Linked DNA regions of Homo sapiens: region 1 is linked to region 2. A link is a loop called in an ENCODE intact Hi-C map of the cell type or tissue named here. Cell type or tissue: heart right ventricle. All regions are shown on one strand. Each heading gives the region's core, and the rest is flanking DNA. Links, peaks and the distances in the headings are about the cores only.

Region 1 (2,902 bases), core at 304-2,803, 150 kb before region 2:
GCACTCATAGAGCCTGGGAGCCAGGAGCAGCTTTACCTTAGCATGAAGGGGCAGATTACAGGCATGAGCTCACACCTGTAATCCCAGCACTTTGGGAGGCCGAGGAGGGTGGATTGCCTGAGCCCAGAAGTTTGAGACCAGCCTGGGCAACACGGTGAAACCCCGTCTCTACTAAAATACAAAATATTAACTGGACGTGGCAGCGTGTGCCTGTAATCCCAGCTAGTCAGGAAGCTGAGGCAGGAGAATTGCTAGAACCTGGCAGGAGGAGGTTGCAGTGAGCCGAGATCACGCCACTGCACTCCAGCCTGGGCAACAGCGACTCTGTCTCAAAAAAAAAAAAAATTTAGTAGGGTTTTCACCCATGATAAGAAATCTTTAAATTGATCAGAGCCCACATTGAGGCATCATATCCCAGGATCGGAGGCCCCTACCCACTGGCCTTCTAGGCAGGAGCTCCACCCGTAATTGCCCCTGCTCTGTCCTGGGAGCACAGCTTAGGTCAGACTCTTGTAGACCATGTTCATCCTGTTTATGTGAGTTCTGCTGACATTGAGCTATCCTGTATAATGTGTGCCTGTAATTACCATACCTTTCCCAGACCTTCAGAGGAATACTTTGGGGCCCTTTCCTAGGCGTGGATGCTTGCTGAGCAGGCATTGAGGGGTGGGTGATTTGCTTCATCTGCCTGTGTTCCGTAGCCCATTTTATTCCTCCAGTCCTTATACTTGCTCCTGGTCTCTTCTGGAGAAATCCTTGTCTTCATATACAGTTTTCTCTCTTCTGTCTCCTGGTGGGTGGTCCTGCTGGGTAAGGAGTGGGCATGGTGAGAGGTGGAGCAGCCCATACCCTACCTCCCAGCTGACAGTCTCTGTGCTTTCCCAGGCTCAAGTTCGGCTAAAGGGAGCTGGCCTAGGAGCCAAAGGCAGCGCATATGGTTTGTCGGGCGCCGATTCCTACAAAGATGCTGTCCGGAAAGCCATGTTTGCCCGGTTCACTGAGATGGAGTGAGAGAGAGAGAGAGAGAGAGATGACAAGGAGCACAAGAAGTGGTCCATCTCCCGAATTCGCTGTTACCGCCTGTCTCTTTAAGGGCATGCCTTGTGCTGTTAATAGATCTTAGGGTGAACCACTTCATTCTGCAGGGTTCTCCCTCCCACCTTAAAGAAGTTCCCCTTATGTGGGTTGCCTGGTGAATGGCCTTCCTTCCCGCCAGAGGGCTTGTGAACAGACCGGAGAGGACAGTGGATTGTTTATACTCCAGTGTACATAGTGTAATGTAGCGTGTTTACATGTGTAGCCTATGTTGTGGTCCATCAGCCCCTCACATTCCTAGGGGTTTGAGATGCTGTAGGTGGTATGTGACACCAAAGCCACCTCTGTCATTTGTTGTGATGTCTTTTCTTGGCAAAAGCCTTGTGTATATTTGTATATTACACATTTGTACAGAATTTTGGAAGATTTTCAGTCTAGTTGCCAAATCTGGCTCCTTTACAAAAGAAATACCTTGAGAAATGGGTGTCCTGTGTCTCTTTATTCTTGGGTGGGTAGGTGGGTCAAGCATGTCTGAGCCAGTCAAGCCTGGTGATGAAATCAGTTTATTTCTTGCCCCCATCACCACGTTCTGATTGATTGATTGATTGATTTTGAGGCAGGGTTGGCCAGGCGTGGTGGCTCACACCTGTAATCCCAACACTTTGGGAGGCCGAGGCAGGTGGATTGCCTGAGGTCAGGAGTTTGAGACCAGTCTGGCCAACATGGTGAAACCCTGTCTCTACCAAAAATACAAAAAAATTAGCCAGACGTGGTGGTGTGCACCTGTAATCCCAGCTACTCGGGAGCCTGCAGCCTCGACCTCCCGGGCTCACGCGATTCTCCCACTTTAGTGTTCCAAGTAGCTGGGACTACAAGCACATACCACCATGCAGGCTAATTTTTTAATTTTTTACAGAGATGGGGCCTCACTCTGTTGCCCAGGCTGGTCTTGACATGTTCGGATTTTTAAATTCAAGAGTTTAACATGTTTTAGCCGGGCGTGGTGGCTCACGCCTGTAATCCCAGCACTTTGGGAGGCCGAGGCAGGCGGATCACCTGGCGTTGGGAGTTCAAGACCACCCTGACCAACATGGAGAAACCCGTCTCTACTAAAAATACAAAATTAGCTGGGTGTGGTTGGCCTGTAATCCCAGCTGCTCGGGAGGCTGAGGCAGGAGAATTGCTTGAACCCAGGAGGCGGAGTTTGCAGTGAGCCGGAGGTCGCGCCATTGCACTCTAGCCTGGGCAACCAGAGCAAAACTCCGTTTCAAAAAAAAAAAAAAAAAAAGTTTAGCATGTTTTAAAACTCTTCATGGAAATCATGGTAACTTAGTAGCTTTTCTGCTAAGACCAAAGTGACCATGAGTGCTTGCACCTCTCTAGTTTCCACAGACTTTATTCCACACATGCCGGAGTGTGGAGTTGTCACTGCTCTGCAGGGCAGATCCTCCCTGCTTTTGGCCATGATACAGGTGATACCTGGTCCACCCTCTGCTGCGATGGAGAAACTGAGGAGGTCATCTCCCCCTGGCAGCACTCCACTCACTGCATCTTCTCAGCTGCTAAGGAGGTCCTGGGGGCATTGGAGAGTTTTCTGTTTTGAATGGGTATTTCGTCCTCAGCACTCTTCCACAGGGCAGAGAACATCATTTTGACCCAGAAGACCATGCCTGACCAGGTCAGGAAGTATACCTGGATCTCAGGCTGTTCTTGGGACCAGATGATGTGATGGGTTGCTCACATTGCCAATCTGGCCAAACTGAGTGCTTAAGCTCCACAGATTGGGCATGCAGTTAAGGTGGCCTTTTCTCTGCAGTTTACTTTTGAAGCTAGACTTGCTTTTGTGGGTGGTCACGTTTTCCTCTTT
Region 2 (2,902 bases), core at 162-2,661:
AGCAAAGGAATAGACTTGCAGAGCTAGCAATGAAAAGGGGGCCTGGACTGTCAGGGGCCAGAGTCATTTATTCTAAGAGTCATGGGGGCTGGGCACAATGGCTTGCACCTGTAATCCCAGCACTTTGGGAGGCTGAGGCAGACAGATTGCTTGAAGACAGGAGTTTCATACCAGCCTGGGCTACAAAGCAAGACAAAAAATAAAATAAAATTAGCTGGGGGCAGTGGCATGCACACACCTGTAGTCCTGGCTAGTCAGGAGGCTGAGATGGAAGGATCACTTGAGCCCAGGAGTTGGAGGCTGCAGTGAGCCATGATGCTGCCACTGCAGGACAGAGCAGACCCTGTCTCTAAATCAAATAAAAATTAAATAAGGGCTATGGGCTGGTGGGCACAGTGGCTCACACCTGTAATCTCAGCACTTTGGGAGGCGGAGGCAGGCAAATCGCTTGAGGCCAGGAGTTTGAGACTAGCCTGGCCAACATGGTGAAACCCTGTCTCTACTAAAAAATACAAAAATTGGCCGGGTGCAGTGGTGTGCACCTGTAATCCCAGCACTTTGGGAGGCTGAGGCGGGCGGATCACCTGAGTTCAGGCATTTGAGACCAGCCTGGCCAACATGGTGTAACCCCGTCTCTACTAAATATACAAAAATTAGTCCGGCATGATGGTGTGCATCTGTAATCCCAGCTACTCAGGAGGCTGAGGCAGGAGAATCGCTTGAACCTAGGAGGCGGAGGTTGCAGTGAATGGAGACTGTGCCACTGCATTCCAGCCTGGGCAATAGAGCGAGACTTCGTCTCAAAAAAAAAAAAAAAAGCCAGGTGTGGTGGTAGGCTCTGACTGTAATCTCAGCTACTTGGGAGGCTGAGGTTGCAGTGAGCCGAGATCGAGCACTCCAGCCTGGGCGACAGAGCGAGACTGTCTCAAAAAATAAATAAATAAACAAATAATAATAATAATAATAATAATAAAGAGCAATGGGACCCAGCAGAAGGATTTGAAGCAGGAGTGGGGAGCATCTGGTTATGCTAGAGAGGAAGATTCATGAGTGAAGGTGAAACCAGATTACCTCATCTCCCTCCTACCCCAGCCTAAGGTGCTGGGCGACGTGTGGGGCGAGATCGGAGGCTAGCCGGGCTTCACGCCTGCGCCCCCAGGTAGCCACGGTCTCTGCTGCCCCCTCGCGGCTGCTTCTTGCCTCGCAGGCCCTGATCCTTTGGATTCGGTCCGCGCAGAGCGCCAACTGGACATGGTGCTAGAGGTTGGGTGGTCAGACACTGTGATCCCGGGTGCTGTGCCCGCACTACGGGAAGGGGAAGCAGCGCGTGGGTCTCGCATCAGGAGGCAAGGCCAGGACCCGCTGACCCATGCCTCCTGCCGCGGTCAGAGCCCAAGTTTGTCAAGGTATTTTGGATCCCGGAGAGCGAGAACCCAGACGACGACAAAATCTACTTCTTCTTTCGTGAGACGGCGGTAGAGGCGGCGCCGGCACTGGGACGCCTGTCCGTGTCCCGCGTTGGCCAGATCTGCCGGGTGAGGAGTCCCTGGGCCACACCCGGCGACCCTGCCCCTACCCCTTTGCCTGCCCTGGTCTCGCCCTCATCCCCTTTGATCGTCCCGGCAGAACGACGTGGGCGGCCAGCGCAGCCTGGTCAACAAGTGGACGACGTTCCTGAAGGCGCGGCTGGTGTGCTCGGTGCCCGGCGTCGAGGGCGACACCCACTTCGATCAGCTCCGTGAGTGCGGGAGTGGGTATGGGGTTGGGGAGGGGGGCAGCGGCGCAGACTCCGGGAGCCCCCGCCGCAGCGGGGCTGTGCGCCCTACCCCAGCTAGGCCCCTTCCCCGCAGAGGATGTGTTTCTGTTGTCCTCGCGGGACCACCGGACCCCGCTGCTCTATGCCGTCTTCTCCACGTCCAGGTGAGGGGCAGGAGGTAGGGAGCGCCCGGGGCGGGCCGCTGGGCTCCACCCGGCCCCTCACCTCGCCCTGGTCTTCGCCTCCAGCAGCATCTTCCAGGGCTCTGCGGTGTGCGTGTACAGCATGAACGACGTGCGCCGGGCCTTCTTGGGACCCTTTGCACACAAGGAGGGGCCCATGCACCAGTGGGTGTCATACCAGGGTCGCGTCCCCTACCCGCGGCCAGGCATGGTTCGTAGCCCAGGGACTTCTGCTACAACCCACTTCAAAGCCTCAAGGGTTTGAGAACTTGGCCTGGGGTCTTCTTGGTGAATGTGGTTTCTTCCTTTAGTTATGGGTGGGAAAACGTTTCCATCATAAGACAAGGCTTGTTTCCCGCCTCTGACTTCCTAGGGCAAGGCTGATCTCCTCTCTAATTCTCAGGGCAGGGTTCTGTCCCCATCCCCCTCCATGTTCCCAGAGGCTGGGCATGGAGGGCTGCCTATCAAGCCCCCATATCTATATCCCTGCTGTGCCTCCCTTTCCCCCACCCCCAGTGCCCCAGCAAGACCTTTGGCACCTTCAGTTCCACCAAGGACTTCCCAGACGATGTCATCCAGTTTGCGCGGAACCACCCCCTCATGTACAACTCTGTCCTGCCCACTGGGGGGCGCCCTCTTTTCCTACAAGTTGGAGCCAATTACACCTTCACTCAAATTGCCGCGGACCGGGTTGCAGCCGCTGACGGACACTATGACGTCCTCTTCATTGGCACAGGTCAGGGTCCCTCCACAGCGACCCCCAGGCTCCCAGCCAGGCCCTGTGGGCTGCTGATGGAAGCTCTCCCTGTTCAGTCCCATCTCCACATCCTTTCCTGGGCTGTGTCTCCACCCTGTGGATGCTGCCCAACCCACACTCTTCCAGTCCACACTCTTCACAACCCAAACATGCTGAGGGTAGACGCCTCAAAGGCGAGGAGACACTAGCCCCAGCTGTCCGGGAGCA

The links. A loop is a pair of places that touch in the nucleus more often than their neighbours do. Peaks named below come from ENCODE experiments on the same cell type or tissue, not always from the same donor. Only the 100,000 strongest peaks of a DNase experiment are listed, where the experiment ranks them.
Region 1: a loop joins it to region 2, with 12 times the contacts of the local background. A loop is called at or near these places in 58 of 110 quality-filtered maps.

The regions. Positions count from the first base shown.
Region 1 is chr3:50,117,446-50,120,347 of GRCh38, forward strand. It overlaps RBM5 (RNA binding motif protein 5), which reads left to right. Exons shown (of 25, transcript NM_005778.4): 25 at 886-1,576. The coding sequence ends at 1,011. It overlaps SEMA3F-AS1 (SEMA3F antisense RNA 1), which reads right to left. Exons shown (of 4, transcript NR_135301.1): 4 at 1-803. Among named protein-coding and RNA genes, the nearest start is that of RBM5-AS1, 18 kb to the left of the region's middle. RefSeq lists an enhancer at 2,853-2,902. In heart right ventricle, for the core only: no CTCF peak of the experiment used is centred there; no DNase peak of the experiment used is centred there.
Region 2 is chr3:50,271,909-50,274,810 of GRCh38, forward strand. It overlaps SEMA3B (semaphorin 3B), which reads left to right. Exons shown (of 17, transcript NM_001290060.2): 7 at 1,390-1,535; 8 at 1,627-1,738; 9 at 1,851-1,920; 10 at 2,005-2,149; 11 at 2,455-2,674. MIR6872 (microRNA 6872) reads left to right here and starts at 1,328; the gene lies at 1,328-1,389. RefSeq lists enhancers at 1,267-1,466, 1,445-1,968. In heart right ventricle, for the core only: CTCF peaks have their summits at 1,203 (motif pointing left), 1,409 and 2,568 (motif pointing right); DNase peaks (open chromatin) are centred at 1,193 and 2,571; H3K4me3 peaks cover 1,189 bases; H3K27ac peaks cover 385 bases; H3K27me3 peaks cover 64 bases.